2 separate regions of the Homo sapiens genome follow, and region 2 is linked to region 1. A link is a loop called in an ENCODE intact Hi-C map of the cell type or tissue named here. Cell type or tissue: GM12878. All regions are shown on one strand. Each heading gives the region's core, and the rest is flanking DNA. Links, peaks and the distances in the headings are about the cores only.

What was found. A loop is a pair of places that touch in the nucleus more often than their neighbours do. Peaks named below come from ENCODE experiments on the same cell type or tissue, not always from the same donor. Only the 100,000 strongest peaks of a DNase experiment are listed, where the experiment ranks them.
Region 2: a loop joins it to region 1, with 2.9 times the contacts of the local background. A loop is called at or near these places in 1 of 110 quality-filtered maps.

What each region holds. Positions count from the first base shown.
Region 1 is chr13:25,143,540-25,151,875 of GRCh38, reverse strand. No RefSeq gene overlaps it. Among named protein-coding and RNA genes, the nearest start is that of AMER2, 25 kb to the left of the region's middle. In GM12878, for the core only: no CTCF peak of the experiment used is centred there; a DNase peak (open chromatin) is centred at 3,635.
Region 2 is chr13:25,201,058-25,209,393 of GRCh38, reverse strand. It overlaps the pseudogene RPL23AP69. Among named protein-coding and RNA genes, the nearest start is that of LINC01053, 24 kb to the right of the region's middle. In GM12878, for the core only: no CTCF peak of the experiment used is centred there; no DNase peak of the experiment used is centred there.

The sequences.
Region 1 (8,336 bases), core at 212-8,211:
TGTGTCTGCTTCTCTTTTCTAGCAAGGGGTGGAATGCAGAAGGGCCAGACTGGAGGGGAGAAACCTGTTCTCAAGCTTTTGCTGCACCTCCAGGCCTTGTGAATTAAGGAAGGTAGAGAGGAGGAGGGGAAGACACAGATTTGAGAGAGATTAGAAGCTGGTAACAGTACTTGGTGAAGAACTTGGTATGAAAGAAGAGAGAGAGAGAGAGAGAGAGAGAGAGAGAAATGGCAGACGACTCCAAAGTTTCTAATTTGGGTAAAGGGTAGAAGGTGATTAATAGAAACAGGAAAAATTTTGAATGAAAAGCAAATATTGGAAGGAAAATTGGTTAATTAGGACATGTTGGGTTGTGAGCCTTCCTTACATGAGATGAAAGAGTAATGGAATCGTCTGATTTGGAGGTCATAAGGATTCACAGTTCTGTTCCTGGGGAAGCAATAATATGTATATATGTTTTAAAAAATCTTCTGTGGACAGAAATGTCTATGCCCGTCATTCTGACAAAGTGAGCTGGATTATTCAACAGTAAACAATTCCATTTTCAGTGGAAAAACAGAAGGAATGTGAGTCACTTCAGAATATTGTTTACCATTCTGAAGGAATGGATGAGGAATAAAAAGAGAGTGCCTCTCCTTCTAGAAATTTCCTTTCAGCTGGATCATGTCTTCAGGTGACCTTAAATTTCTGTTTCACTGAATGGAAATAATCAAAGTAAGATTTATCTCCAATAAGTCAAGGGGTAGGTCAAGGCAGTAGCTGAAATCACACACTTGTTGTGAGTATCCTGGTATAATGGATGGTCTTTTTTTCTTTTTGGTAGAAACAGGATCTCCCTGTGTTGCCCAGGCTGCTCTTGAACTCCTGGCCTCAAGTGAACCTCCTGCCTCGTCCTCCCAAAGTGCTGGGATGACAGTGTGAGCCACCGCACCCGGCCTATAACGGACAGTCTTGATTCGCCTTCGCAGCATTGAGCCTCCGCCTTTTGGTATCTCTTGGCCCCCAGTCCCTGCAGGGAGATCCTGCCTGAGAGAAAAGCGGTGGCAAACAGAGTGGAGAGCTGGAAAGAGAGCCAGGGAGTGGGAAGCAGATCCTGATGCCCACGCTCACCTGACATGAATGTGACCAAGCTCTGCTCTTGAACTTTTTGACTATCTGAGCCAATTAATTCCCTTTCCTACTATAGGTGATTTGAAGTGTAATTTCCAACACTTGTAACAACAACAGAAATCCTTACTAAAGCACTTAGGAGCATTAACCTTTAAAATGTGATCCTTGAACTTCAGTCCTTGGATTCTGTGTTTGTGGGTAGGTGGTGATACAGTAGATGGGTTAGTAGCTCTTATTCCAGCCCTCCCTAGAGTGCAGAAGTTGGAAAGTGGGAAACTACATTCCCACCCCCTTTGAAGCTGGGACTCTGGACAAGGTTTAGATTCTGCCAGTAAGATGAGCTTGTGCGAGACCTTGATTAGAAACAGGGTCACCTGGAGACAGCGAACCTCAGGTGAGATTTGATCTGGGATGGAGTTACACAGGAGAAGAGAAGAGTGGGGTGTGGGGCTCCCGTTTTGCCGGCAGAGATCCTGGTGGAGGCAGATCGCTTTTGCGCCAGTAGCTGGTGGTGGCTTTTGATTTGGAAGCTTCCTCGCTGGGCAGAGGCAGACCAGCTCTACTGTAGGGCTGCAGGCTCCCAACCGTTGTGTGAGCTATCTGTTCTCTGAGCAAAGCCCCCTCTACTTAAACTGCTGTACTGTATTGTGCAGTTTGTTACTAAGAGCCTTGAACAGTGATATGCAAAGTACATGTTTCTAGGGAAACAAACTGTGGACTTTGTCACATTTTCAACAAGTTTTTTCATCCAAAAAAACTGGTTGGGTTCAGGGATGGAAAGGGGTGGAAGGGCCACTGAAAAGGAGCATAAGATCCATGAGGGAGCCCTCACGGATGCTGAGGATAAATCAGCAGAACCAATTGTGAGAGAGGAGTGAAATGCTAAAAGTAGGCCACTGCACTTGGCAGATTCCGGAGCTCTCCAATTAGGATGCGGAGGGGCAGCATCCTAATTGCCGTGAATGATGGGAGAGTAGAGCGAGGACAGGAGATGTTTGAACAAAACATGTTCTGAAGCAAAGAAAAGAAAAGAATGAGAGATTGATTTTCTGGAAGAAGAAAAGTTGTTTTTTCCGCCCTCCCTTCCTCCCTTTCTTTCTTCTATTTTATTTTTATTTATTTTAGAGATAGGATCTCACTCTGTCATCCAGGCTGGAGTGTAGTGGCACAAACATAGCTCACTGCAGCCTCAGCTTCCTGGGCTCAAGAGACCCTCCCACTTCAGCCTCCTGAATAGCTAGGAGGCACACAGGCGTGTGCCACCATGCCCAGCAAATTTTTGTTTTTATTTTTTAGAGGCATGGTCTCACTATGTTTCCCAGCCTGGTCTAGAACTCCTGGGCTCAAAGCAATCCGCCTGCCTTGGCCTCCCAAAGTGCTGAGATTATGGGTGTGAACCACCACGCTGGGCCTTTTTCTTCTTCTGACAGTGAGAGACATATGTAAGTTCATGTGCTGAAGATCAAGAGCCATGCGGCAGGAGAGACTGAAGCTACACAAAGAAAAGGGAGTAACTGATAAAGCTAGGTGTAAGAGGAGGGCAGGCAGGCGGGGCAGGAGCAGAGGTGGCAGGCTTTCCTTGGACAGGACGCCTTTTCTGATATTGCAACAGTGGCGGAGGTGCAGATAGATGAGAAGTCAGAAGAGAGAAGCTGGGGGCTATGTCCCTGATGGCTTCTCTTTTCTCAGTGGCATAAGAGGCAGGCCATCTGTGGAGGGTGTGAGGACAAGGTCTGCCTGTAGCCTGGAGAAGGAATGCAGAGGCTGCTTTGGAGAACGGAACAGGGCACTGGGTTAGTCAGGACTTCCCAATAGCAGGTGACAGAAAACCCTGCTCAGACTGACTGAAACAAAGAGGGCAGTCACTGGTTCATGGAAAGGCCAAGGGCAGGGCTGGTTTCAGCGAGGTATGTATCTAGGAATTCAAACAGTGCTATCAGATCTTGGTTTCTTTTCCTCTCTGTTTCATTGGTTCCAATTCTCAGGGGCCACTGCTTAGTCCCTGGCTCATCCTCTTAGGATCCAGCACAAGGAAAGAAAAAGGAGGTTTCCTCCTGGAGGTCAAGTGCAAATTTTGGCATTGACCTGGATTCCACTGATTGGGGTCTTAATCTCATCTTCGAACCAATTTTCGTGGCCAGGGATTTGTCTGACTGTGATTGGTCAGCCTCTGGGACATGTGATCACCTCTGATCCAATCATTGCTGGGTGCTGAAGAGCCACATGTGGGTCACCTGTTCCATCCCTTAGCACAGGGCAGGAGCCACACTCAAATTAAATTTCCCCCAAGTGGAAAGAAGATGAGGAAATCCACATAGGACAAGCAAGAGCGATCAATGTGAACGACAGGCATCGCTTCAGGTCCAGGAGGGCTCACGTTCTTAAAGTGGAAAAGGGAAGCCAGAAAGTGGGAGGGACTTAAGGTGACTGCCAAAGTCTGAAACAGCACCGTGGGGACTGAGAAGAGATAGTTTACCCATGAATACAAGATTATAAGCACCACTCCACCCCTAGGTTAGATAGCACAAATACATAGATGAGTCAATCAGCACAATTCTGAGAGTGTTTTTTGTTTGTTTGTTTTGTTTTGTTTTTAAGCAGCACTTGGTAGCCAGCCCTACAGTGTGAAAGCAGAAATGTCCATAGACATATACCTAATGTAGACAGAGTTATAACTAGAATGGAAAGTGCTCTAAATCAGTCACAATGTACTGATTTGTGGGAAATTCCTGGGGCATGCACAGATCATGCAAGTTGACAAGTTATGGCTAGGGAGCAAGTGTGGGTCTTCAGCTTCTCCTATAGGTGAATTTACTCTTGGGAAAAACTCAGCGGGATAAACACGGTGCATTGCTGTGAGGACTGTGAGTTGTGTTGTGTGCCTTCTTGGATTTGATGTACTCATGTTAATCACATGTAACTAAGCCAGTACTTAAAATAGATGGGCCACCAGTGAATTAGCATGTGATTTGCACAAAATCTGCTTTCAGTTTTAATTTTATGTTGCTCCCCTTAGGGTATTCTTAATAGAAGCAATAATCTTTTTTGATTCCTGATTCCCTCCCTACCCCCAGTCTCAGTTTTTCTCATTCACTCTTTATAGTAATCAAAATATTTTCCACAAATCTACAGTTGAGTCAGAAAAAACGTTGAGCCTGATGGTGAGATGGGACAGTAAGGGCTCCAATAATCCCTATAGGACAACTTTTGAGAATATGACCTTCAAATACAGAGATGGAGTTAATTATGTATCACAGGAATTTAAAAGCAAGAGATTTGCTTATATATTTTAAGCAAATATTTGTATATTTTCCAAGTAATATAGGTTGCACCATTTTTCTTATAATAGAAATTTCACAACAACTTCCTAATACACCTCTTTGCTTCCAACTCTTCTGTGTATCTATTCTATGTGGCTGGGAGAGTCATCTTTCTCCAGAACAGCTCTGACAAGGCTTTGCCTTGATCAAACAGCCTTATTGCTTTGAGAATAAAGGTTGCATCTTTATGGTCTTCTAGATCCTTTAAAATCTGTCCTCTAACTTCCCTTTTATTATTTTAATTTTTCTTTTTTTTTTTTTTTTTTTTTTTTTTTGAGACGGAGTCTCGCTCTGTCGCCCAGGCTGGAGTGCAGTGGCGCAATCTCGGCTCACTGCAAGCTCCGCTTCCCGGGTTCACGCCATTCTCCTGCCTCAGCCTCCCGAGTAGCTGGGACTACAGGTGCCCGCCACCACGCCTGGCTAATTTTTTGTATTTTTAGTAGAGACGGGGTTTCACCGTGTTAGCCAGGATGGTCTCGATCTCCTGACCTCATGATCCACCCGCCTCTGCCTCCCAAAGTGCTGGGATTACAGGCGTGAGCCACCGCGCCCGGCCTTTAATTTTTTATATTTAAATATTAAATGTTCCAATACACTGAAAAGTTGACAGAAAGAATAAGAGACATCCAAGTGCCCACAACCAAGATTAGACTGTTAATTGGTTTGCCATATTTATTTCCTATTTTTGTTTAAAGAAAGTCTTACAGATAATCTTAGAGATGGGGGGAAAATCCCAACCAAGATGTTTGGTGGAGTTTCATATTAAAATATTTGATAGTTTTCCTAATCTCACACACCACTCAGCACAACACTCCTGATACAAGGTGTGTGGGGATTTTTTCCCAGACACCAAACAATTCTAGAGTGGACACCAGCTGGGTATCCTGTAATTCAATTCAACTCAGTTCTGACACTATCTCCTTGGAGATAGCCTCAGATGCCACAGGTTAAAGGCTCAGTTCCATAAGACTGCTGCCACCCTCCCCGCCCCCCCCACCCCCGTTTCAGATGCCAATCATAAGGCTCATCTGTGACCCGTGCTTCTGTACAAGCAGCTATAAATTGGGGTTCCCATGGCTCCTCCTCGTATTAGACTAATTTGGTAAAGTGGCTCACAGAACTTAGGAAATACTTTACTTACCATTGCCTATTTATTATGAAGGCTATTACAAAGGGTACACATGAACAGCCAGATGGAGAGATGCATAGGGTAAAGTATGGGAGAAGGGCCCTGAAGCTTCCATGCCCTTTCTTGGGGCACCATCCTCCAGGAACTTCCATGTGTTCTGCAACCCAGAAGCTGCCCAAACCCAGTCCTTTAGGGGTTTTTATGGAACTGTCATTATGTGGACATGACTGATTGACTCATTGGCCATTGGTGATCAACTTAACCTTTAGCCCCTCTCCCCTCCCTGGAGATTGGGGGATGGGGCTGAAAGTCTCAACCCTCTAATCATGCCTTGGTCTTTCCTTTGACCAGTCCCCACCCTGAAGCTATCTACAGGCCCTTAGCTACCAGTCATCTCATTAGCGTAGCGTACAAAAGACATTCTTTTTTTCTTTTTTTTTTTTTGAGACAGAGTTATCGCTTTTGTTGCCCAGGCTGGTGTGCAAGGGCAGGATCTTGGCTCACCACAACCTCCACCTCCCAGGTTCAAGTGATTCTCCTGCCTCAGCCTCCCGAGTAGCTGAGATTACAGGCATGTGCCACCACACCCAGCTAATTTTGTTTTTTTAGTAGAGACAGGATTTCTCCATGTTGGTCAGGTTGGTCTTGAACTCCCGACCTCAGGTGATCAGCCTGTCTCGGCCTCCCAAAGTGCTGGGATTACAGGCATGAGCCACCACGCCCGGCCAAAAGCCACTCTTGTCACTGGAAATTCCAAAGGTTTTAGGAGCTTTTATCAGGAAGTAGGGACCAAGTATATATTTCATAATATCACAGATCTGGTGGAGGGTCTCTGCGGCTCTCCATCCCCATCTGGCATTCACAATGTGGCTGCCACCAGATTCCTCTCTTTGCTGCCCTAGAGAGAATCGCTGTCCTGAAGTTATGTATCCTTTTTATCCATGTTTATATATTTTTGTTAATCATATGTGGATGTGTACATATGTAAAAATATGTATATATTTTTGTTATATAATCTCCTTCACTGACCTATTTTCTTACTGTTATAATTTTTGCAAAGGTGGTTTCACTTTTTATTTAATGTTTTTGAGATTTATCTATACAGGTCTAATTTATTTATTTTAACCTGCCATATTATATCCCAATGTATGGATATTTCAAAATTTATAGAGCTATTCTCGCTCTCTCTATTTTTTTTTTTTTTTTTGAGCCAGGATCTTGCTCTACTGCCCAGGCTGGAGTGCAGTGGCATTATCACGGCTCACTGCAGCCTCAACCTCCCAAGGCTCAGGTGATGCTCCTGCCTCAGCCCCGCTGGTAGCTAGGACTATGCACCACCATGCTCAGCTAATTTTTATATATTTTTAAATTAGAGATGGGGTTTTGTCATATTGTGCATGCTGGGAGCCATTCTTCTACTGATGAAAATCTAGTCTGTAATAAAACAATGCTGTACAAACGTCTTTATGCATGTTTCCTTACGCCTGTAATATGAGTTTCTTTCGGGTAGTGTTTTTTCAAAACTGTGTTCTATTTACATATTTCAAAAATGATATAGATAAGCGCAGAAAGTAATGAAACAGAAAACAAAATTTACTGTTATTTAACAAATCCTTTGAGAACTTGCTGTCATGAGACACAATAGAAAATTTTCCAAGTCTCACAGTCAAGAAATGCTCTACTTCTGAAAAATTTTGTTTTCTGTGAACCTTGCGATAATTGGGGTGCACTTTTTGCTTTGGCTGCTAAGAAGCTTGGCACCAAATTTGTAGCTCACTCTGGGAACCGTAGCTCTGCATGGCTTGAATTTTGTGTGATAGTCTCTCCCTGGCTTAATTCTTTGTCATCTCAACTATTCTTATGTGTGTGCATTTTATGTATGTGTGTGTGCTTCCTAGAATCATTTGTGGAGTACAGCATAAGTGTATCAGTGAGTAAATAAACAGATTAGTACAGCAAGACTACACAGGGTAGAATGGGCAGATCAAATAAGCTGTACCCATTACAGAATTCTGCCTTTAAATTAATTTCTGTCAGGACACATTTCTCTTTCATAAATAATGTAGTTTATAATTTTATAACTTTGGCATTTCTCCCAGGGAACTAAGCCCAACCCCATACTATATAACCATTTCAAAGATTAGATTGTCATGCTTTCTTGTCTTGATCAGAGTGTTAATATGTAAATCAAAAGGACAATTTATGAGCTTGCTAATATTCAGTGGTTAGAGGCAGGAACAACAAAAGCTGGAAAACTCTAACATTATCTAAAAGAAATCCATTAGTCAATGGCTCCTTCTCTTTGGAAAAAAAAAAAAAGATTAGACTTGTGAACGCCGTAATCTGCCTGCAAAAAGATTATATGTAAATCATATGCAAATTATCTCCACTGTGCTGACAGTGACTAAAAGCATTTATTGTATCTCACATGTTCGGCTCACAAGAAATATGGTGAGTAACTCATTCTTTAAGAGTACAGTATTTTGGGATCTAAGCCATTCTCTGGCCTCAAATGAACAGGACTTTACGCATCTTGCCGTGATGAACCTTTACGGTTACGTATTGGGGTCTTTTTCCTCCTCATTTTAATTACATCTTCTGATATTCAGCCACTTCATTTCATTATAAATGTCATATTTTTTCCTTCATTATGATGGAAGCTATAGATCCTACAATAATGTAAAAGGTATTTTAAGTGCCTGCTTTTTTCTCTGTGCCCCACTGTTCTGCCTTGGCTCTATTTGTACACACAGATTGGCTTGGAAGTTGTTAATGAC
Region 2 (8,336 bases), core at 53-8,052, 58 kb before region 1:
GCCTGAGATGGGTAGTATCATAGTCCTCACTTTACAGAGGAAGGGAAGTCCCCACCTGAGGCCACCCGTTGGACAACAGAACGTGGATCACACCAGAGCTTCACCCAGTCATGCCCTGCTTCTCCCAGTGCTGGCCCAGGGCAAGGGCTCCTTGGGTACTAAGCACTGGTGTTAGACTTTACCTTCTCCGCGGAACCAGGAGTTTTGGAAAATGCCCCTTACCAGTCCATGTGAGGGGTGGCCTCTTAATGAAACCTAGAAAAACCCAGTGACAACAGGCCTGATTTTTAGTTTCTGTCAGAAAGCCTACATCATTATGCTCAGAATGAGGGAATTGGTGATTTTATAGAAATGGCTTATTTAAGAGGCTTAACACAGTGCTATCTGGGCCAGGGCATTTTTCCCGTGGGAAGCTTTTGAGAGCATTTATCTTTAATGAAACAGACTAATATTAAAATGCAGTTAATACCGTAAAACCAATATAATTTAGCGAGAAAAGTTCCTAAAATGACTGTTTCTTTGCAGAGCATGGGATGTAATGAAATGAATCGTCTGTTGGAGGCTATTCATTAATTCCTCCCTGCCTCTCCCTGTGAGACCTGTAAGTCCATGGGTAGGAAGGACGGGCCTTCTTAGAGTAAGAAGCGTCTCCCCCTGTCTTCGCCTCCCGTCCCTTCTCTTCCCTCCTTCCTTGCCCCCCAACCCCGCCACCTTCTTCCTTCCCTTCCTTCCAGTATTCATTGCTTAACTGCACTGTGACAGGAAATGTTACTGGGGGCCAATTAATGAAAAAAAGTCAAGCTTTTAAAGAATTAAAGTTAGTGTTATTCAGAGATCTTAGGCTGAGGCCAGGTGTGGTGGCTCAAGCCTGTAATCCCAACACTTTGGGAGGCCAAAGCAGGTGGATCCTTTGAGGCCAGGAGATTGAAATCAGCCTGGGCAATATGGTGAAACCGCAACTCTACAAAAAATACAAAAATTGTCTGGGCATGGTGGTGCATGCCTGTAGTCCCAGCTACTCAGGAGGCCGAGGTGGGGGGATTGCTTGAGCCCAGGAGTTCAAGGGTGCAGTGAGCTGTGATTGTGCCACTGCACTCCAGCCTGGGTGACAGAGTGAAACCCTATCTCAAAACCACCCCCCAAAAAACCCAAAACCAAAAAACAAAGGTGTTAGGCCAAGCATGGTGGCTTACATCTGTAATCCCAGCACTTTGGGAGGCTGAGGCAGGAGGATCACTTGAGCCCAGGAGTTCAAGACTAGCCTGGGCAACATAGCAAGACCCCACCTCTACAAAATATTAAAAAAAAATAAAACATACACCAAAAAATCTTACTGACTGGAGCCTAGAGCCCAGAAGCAGCCCTTTAGAGAGGTTCTGTCAGACTGCTCCACCACAATATTTCAGCCTACAGCTTATATACAGGTCCCAGCTTACTTTTTGCATGTGCAAAAATCACATCAAACTTGCACAGATGTTACACTGACACAGAATCACATCAAGGTTTGGGTATAAGAGCACATCTGGTTATAGATTACAGAGGAATAATCCCTAACCCCATCAGACATTTTGTGTAGGAAAAGGCAAGGACTCTAGGGTCATTTATCTTTTAAGGAATATAGTGACTCTGGCAAGAGACATAGGGAGCCACGTGCTCTATCCTGTTTTGTCTTCAAAGCATCTTTTCGGAGAGCTGCTGTATGTCGTCACAGAGTCAGGGGCTTTGTGAAATTCTGCTGGAATGAGCAAGCTTGGCTTGGCTTTTGCTACTTTGCCTCTCATAGGGATGATGATGAGCAAGACGGATGAGGTTCTGCCTCATGGAGCTCATGGTCTGAAGGGAGAGGCTTACATCAGTGAGCATCTGTTTCCAATGGAGAGAGTGCTGTGAAGGACAGATGAGGTGGGAGCAGAGCTGGAGTAGGCTGAGCCTGAGGCAGCAAGTGAGCAGGTGGCACTTGGGAGCCAGGTGGCCAGAGCCCAGTGGACGAAGGGGACAGTGGCGGGAGGTGGGTTAGGACAGAGCGAAAAGAGCCATGTTGCCAGGGGTAGGTAGACCGGGTTAAGGAGTTCAGACTTGATCACCCTAAGAAAAAGGGAAAATTCCTGGAAGGTTTTAAGCAGGAGAGTGACTTCCTTTATTCTAAAAGTAGAAATAGAAGAGAAGATGCTGATGTGGTCTCTACGGAGCTCCTGCTATCCACACCAGCTCTGGAAGCTTGGCCCATTCTGTAGGACCTCCATGCTCCCTGCGATTCCGGCCCCAGGTGCTGAGACATCTATCCTGCACGGGTCCTGCACAAGGGGTCTCACTTAGAGGGGCAGTGCAGGTAAGTGAGCTGGGACAACCATGTGCAGAAGGACAGAGGCTGTGCAGTGTGAATTGCTCACTCAACAAACACTTACTGAGTCCCTCCTGGGGGCCAAGAACTGTGCCAAGCATAGCAGGTGGTGATGTAGCCACAGCTTCAACCAGGAAAATGTAAGAGCTGATTTATTAATTGATTGATTGATTAATTGAGATGGAGTCACACTCTGTCACCCAGGCTGGAGTGCAGCAGTGCCATCTTGGCTCACTGCAACCTCCGATTCCCCGGTTCAAGTGATTCTCCTGCCTCAGCCTCCCGAGTAGCTGGGATTACAGGCACACACCATCACACCAGGCTAATCTTTGTATTTTTAGTAGAGATGGGGTTTCACCATGTTAGTGAGGCTGGTCTCAAACTCCTGACCTCAGGTGATCCACCCGCCTTGACCTCCCAAAGTGCGTGAGCCACCGCAGCTGGCCTGTAAGAGCTTTTTTAAAATTTTTTTAAAATTTTTATTAAAAAAATTTTTTTTTCTGGTGTAAAGATATATGTATATATAGTTAGCCAGCAGGACTCAGTTGAGATGATCCAAATTTTGTTGACCATCCAAAGCATGGTCCTCAGGAGCCAGTGGAACATACGTCTTCTTCTCTCCATCAGGCCGAATCAGGGTGTTGACCTTGGCCACATCAATGTCATAGAGCTTCTTTACAGCCTATTTGATCTGGTGCTTGTTGGCTTTAACATCCACAATGAACACCAGTGTATTGTTGTCTTCTATCTTCATGGTGGACTCAGTGGTCAGCAGAAACTTGGTGATGGCATAGTAGTCAAGCTTGTTTCTCCTGGGGGCACTCTTCCAAGGATATTTTGGCTGCCTCCAGAGTTGCAGTGTCTTGGACCAGTGTGTGGTTCTTCTTTTCCTTCTCCTTCTTCTTCTGGCTGTGGATGCCTTTCTGCACTGCCTTCTTGGCCTTCAGAGCCTTTGCTTTGGCTTTAGGAGGGGCAGGATCTTCCTTCTTCACCCTCAGCGCTATCTTGTGAAAAGGGTCCAAAGAGCTTTTCTAAAAGCAGCAGTTGGAAGATCTGTTTTGTGGGTGATGGGTGGTTTTTTTTCTCCATTTGCTATCCAGATAATTGGACAACACCTGAGTGAGACGTGCCTCTGGCTGGAGACTGTGGAGTACTCATGGGCATCAGGTAGCATGGCCAGGGAGGAGAAGGGGGCTCTTGTTCCTGCACATCTGACAGAAAGAAGTGTCCTCGGTGTCAATACATAACATACAGGAGCAAACAGGACTGGGCCAATCTCTTAGTCACTCCTCGAGTCACTCAGCCTCACAGGTGTTGTGAGCTCCTGGAAGAAGTGAAGCAAAGCTATGCAGTCTCGGGTCAGGTGAACTCAGCTGGAGGGATGAGAATTGTGTTAGTATGAAGAGTCAAAAAAATCCACAGTCTTTATCCAAAAACTTTACTTTTTTGCTTTATTATATTTTATTCAGATTATTCGGTTAATTTCTTTGAAGGCCCATGGCTTGTTAGTTGAAAGTCAAAGCTCTTTTTCTTACCAGGTGCTTCCCCTCCTCAGCCCGTGTTTCTTCATGGGTGGGTTCAAGCCAGCGGTGATGGTTCTCACTTGTACTAAGTAAGAGCAGGGTTGTTGAGGGTGATGTGGAATGAAGCATTTCCCAAACTACTCAGTGGCTGCTACTGTCTTTGAGCAGTTCCCATGCGGTGTGTGAGTCCAGGCAGTGATGACATGAAAACAGTCAAGGTGAGCATAAAATCATTATTCGAGTGTGAAGTCAAACTACTGCAGTAAGAAAAATCATTCTTGACTCCTTTTTAAAAGTGCACTTAGCACACATTTCTCACAGCAGGTTGGAAGGATTCTGAGAGAGTGCACAAATTTCCACGTGATGCCACTTTTTAAAAAGAAAACCATGCAAGTGAAGTGCAAAGGCATCCAGCCTTTGATTTTGGCCTTGAATCAGGCAGCCAATGAGCTGCTGTACCATCCCCCCTGTCCAACTCCTCTGTTGTTCTAAATGTAAGCCGCAGGTGCTTCCGTGCTCTCTCATCTAGCACAGACCTGGTGTCTGACATAGAAGTCTCATTCTTTTCCTTTCCTTGGATGACCTCTGAAACTCTGGCATGCAAAAGCACACATGTCTATATGGCTCTTTCAGATACATCATTTACAGCGCTGTTAATAGGCACACTTGGACACATACACCTTTATTGTTTCTCAATTTTTTTTTTTTTTTTTTTTTTGTGGAGACAGAGTTTCACTCTTGTTGTCCAGGCTGGAGTGCAGTGGTGCAATCTCAGCTCACTGCAACCTCCACCTCCCAGGTTCAAGCGATTCTCCTTCCTCATCCTCCTGAGGATTACAGCTGCATGCCACCATATCTGACTAATTTTTGTATTTTTAGTAGAGGCAGGGTTTCATCATGTTGGCCAGGCTGGTCTTGAACTGACCACCTGCCTCAGTCTCCCAAAGTGCTGGAATTATAGGTGTGAGCCATCGCGCCTGGCCTATCTTTTCAATCTTAAAAGCCACGCATCTAGCTGCTGTTGTCCAGCATGCAGGCAGCATCCCCGATGCCGGTGCCGCACTTGCGGCTGCTGCCTTAGACCCCCAGGTGGACAGAGACTCGGATGATGGAAGCACCAGGGTGGAGGGGGATCTGCATCAGGGGTGCTGGCAGGAGACTTTTCACGTTGCCCCCGAGGACAGCCACCACCATGGAGAGGACCAAGTGGCACTGAGGGACATGTGCTGTGCACATATGGATGGACCTTCATTGCTTTCCTGTCCCCCGCAGAGATGGATAGGCTTGTGGTCCTTTCTCTTTTCTTCTTCCTTAAGCCAGTGAATGTCTTTTAAATCTTTTTTCCTCCATAGTTCCTTTGTCTTTGGTTTCAGTTTTTCTACACTCTTTTCTGAGGTGTAAAATATTCTAGATAGAATCATAACGCTTTAATACCATCTTCTTCACCTCCGGAGCCTCATCACCTGGCACCTGGTGTGCATGTTAAAAACATGCGTGGTGAGTGAATAAACTACTGAATTTGTTTTTTGTCCACACACACGCACTATCCATGCATACCAAAGCCACAGCAATTATGACATTCATGCATAGAAAGCTGGAATATATTTCACCATGGGAAAAATGTTCTTATTGATTCAGAATCAAAATGGAGAAGCAAGTACAGGATGATGATCTTAATGAGCTCTTTTAGAGCCAAAGAAAGGTACTTATCTGGTTACTTTAAGTAAGGAGGGTTTATTAAAGGGACATGTGAGGAAATAAAGAAATGAGGAATGTGTCACCTGGCAGGGGTCAGGAGGATAGAGGGGAAGCTTTCCCATTCTGAGTGCACAGCAGCTCTAGGGACGGGGCTATGTGGTTCCCGGGGCAGCAGGAGCACTGACGTCCCTTCTGTGTCTCAGCGCCGCTCCCCTCTCTGGTGCTGGCACTCCCTCTCTACCCGGGCATGACTTATTTCTCCAGGGATCCTGTGGCCGCTGCTTCTTCGCCTCGATGCTTTCCCAGGCTGCGGGGCCTCCAGGGCTCTGCTCCTGCCTTCCCTTCCACTTTACTGCCCCTATTTTCTAACTCTGTATTTCACATTCAAACTCCCCAAGAGGAGGATCTGATTCATGTGTGACAGTGGTGAAAGTTAAATTAACCCCCGAGCCCAGAGCATGGATATTCAAACTAATGAAAACAAGCCACACTATAACGTGCTTCAGTGATTGTCAGAAACCAGCTAGTTTAGAGACGATCCTTCGTTGGGGCTCTCCCACCACAGGCCTCTTAACGTGGACGTCAGCTCCCCCTAACTAACTTCCTTTCAGGAGAAAACAAAGAGAAGTCCAGCCTCTAAGACTGAACCTGCAAACCCAGAGGAAAGGACCCTTTTCCCCTCCCCATTCTGCCATCCCTCGCCACCCTCTCTACCTCCACTCACCATTTTCTCTCCCTTCCTTCTGGATTCAACTCTCATCTCATTGCCCTCTGAGTCCGCTCCTCAGGGCTTCCTGGCAGCCGCATCTGCAGATGCTGTAGGCTCCTACACCCCTCGCTCGCACTGTTCTGGCGGATTTTCACCTTACCTCCCCACTGCTCCCTGTAAGTACGCTAAAGGCTGTTTGTGTTTTGTTGTTGTGTCACAGCCATGTTGGTCCTTTGTGAGTGCCACAACCCCCTACGCTTTCCCCTGCCCCGACTCCATCCATTCCCGCCTCCCTGGCTCAGCAGACCCAGGCTTCAATCTGGGGAAGTTGAGGCACAAGCAAAGCCAGGCTGGCAGTGTTGCCCAGTGAGGGGGCACTGCTGGAGCCCCGCCCTGCAGCTCCGGATCTCATGTCCTGGAGTAGCACCGGGCCTGTTTCCCACTTTTCATTCAGCTTGTTCGGCACGTCAGGGCACAGGAGGCAAGAACAAACCTCCTCACACTGGAGAACTCAGCTTCGTTCCTGTCACCGCAATCACGTGCGTGACTGGTTTCAACTCAGAAAGACTGGTGAATGCGGTCTTAGAACTTGCCTTGGGCAGGGCTACGAGGTGGAAGTAGGCGGTGTTTGTCCTTGGTGCCTGTGGTGACAGTGTGGTGGCTCACCAACAGCCAGTCCCCTGCTTTCCCTTCCTAACAAACTCCCAATTCTGTTCTGGAATAGGTTGACTGAGGGAAGATGGAAGCAGTTCCACAGGAAAAATCATGATGAGTCTAAACCCACCATGAGAATCCCAGTCCCCTTAGAGAGGGATTGGGTTGGAGCAGTGGGGAGTGGGGATATGGGGCCCCATTCTGGCCAATGAGATGTAAAGTCTGTTGGGGAATTTGGCAAAAGGTTTTCCATTCTGTTGAAAATAGAGTTCCATGAAGAGGATTTACCCTTTCCTTCCTGCCTTGGCATATTGTCGTGTGAGGATGTGATGCTTGGAACTGTGGCAGCCATCTTGTGACCAAGAGGGAAAAATACAGAGACAGCAGAGAAGCTGACACAGAGCCTGGATACCATCAAATCACTGGATCAATACGGAACTGTCTTCTTCTGTACTTAGTATATGGAATAACAACCCCCCTTGCTTTAGCCACTCTTAGTCACGTGTTCTGTTACTTGCTGCCAAAAGCTCCCTGACTGATGTAGCAGACACCAACATACCTCTGGACCTCCTGGGACAGGCCCACAGTGGTGGATTTAGCCTGGGGAAGCCTGCTGCACACAAGACTGAGAGGAAGGGTGGATAGGAGGGTGGATGGATTCCTCTACTGACAACCTTAGCCAAGAAATGGCACCAGTCCCCAGAAGGTGACAGGATCTGCTGTTGTCCCCACTTATGACCCCAGATGCCACCCCAGTCAAGTGTCCCTATTTGTATCTCTCAGGAGATGATTCGGAAAGGAAACAAATGAGGGGACTCAGAAGTCAATCCCATTGCTGAGCCATTGGGCTAGGATGAGGTGTGGTCCCCATGGAAGAGGGAACCCACCCAAAGCCATTGTAAACGGCCGTCATCTGAGAAGGCCAGGCTGGAAACCCAAATGCGTGGGGCTGTGGGGTGGGGAGGGGGAGATAACCAGTGGCCAGCCAGAGGAGCTGATGCCCATGCTAAGAGACCTGTGGGTGGGAGGGCCCCAACAAAGGAGAGTCTCCACAAAATAAAGTAAAATCCACCCAACCCTGAAGGAAAAGGAGCTATGACCTCTCCCAGGCCCAGAAAACACCAACCTTTGATCACAAAGGCACCTGTTGGGTGAGGAAGTTCCTGTCCTTACTTTTCCTTTGGAACACTGGGCAAGGAAGAGATGGAAAGCTTAGGGAGAAACGGGAACCCCTCTTTTCCCTCTACACCTTCCAGCCCAAAGAAGAAGCAAGCTGTGAGAAGCTTTAACATTATAAAACGTTTTTTAAATTATTATGAAGGTTTTCACATATATACAAAAAGACTACAGGAATGAACCCCCATTCACTCATCCCCTACTCTCAACGATTATCAGTATTCCGCCTTTTATG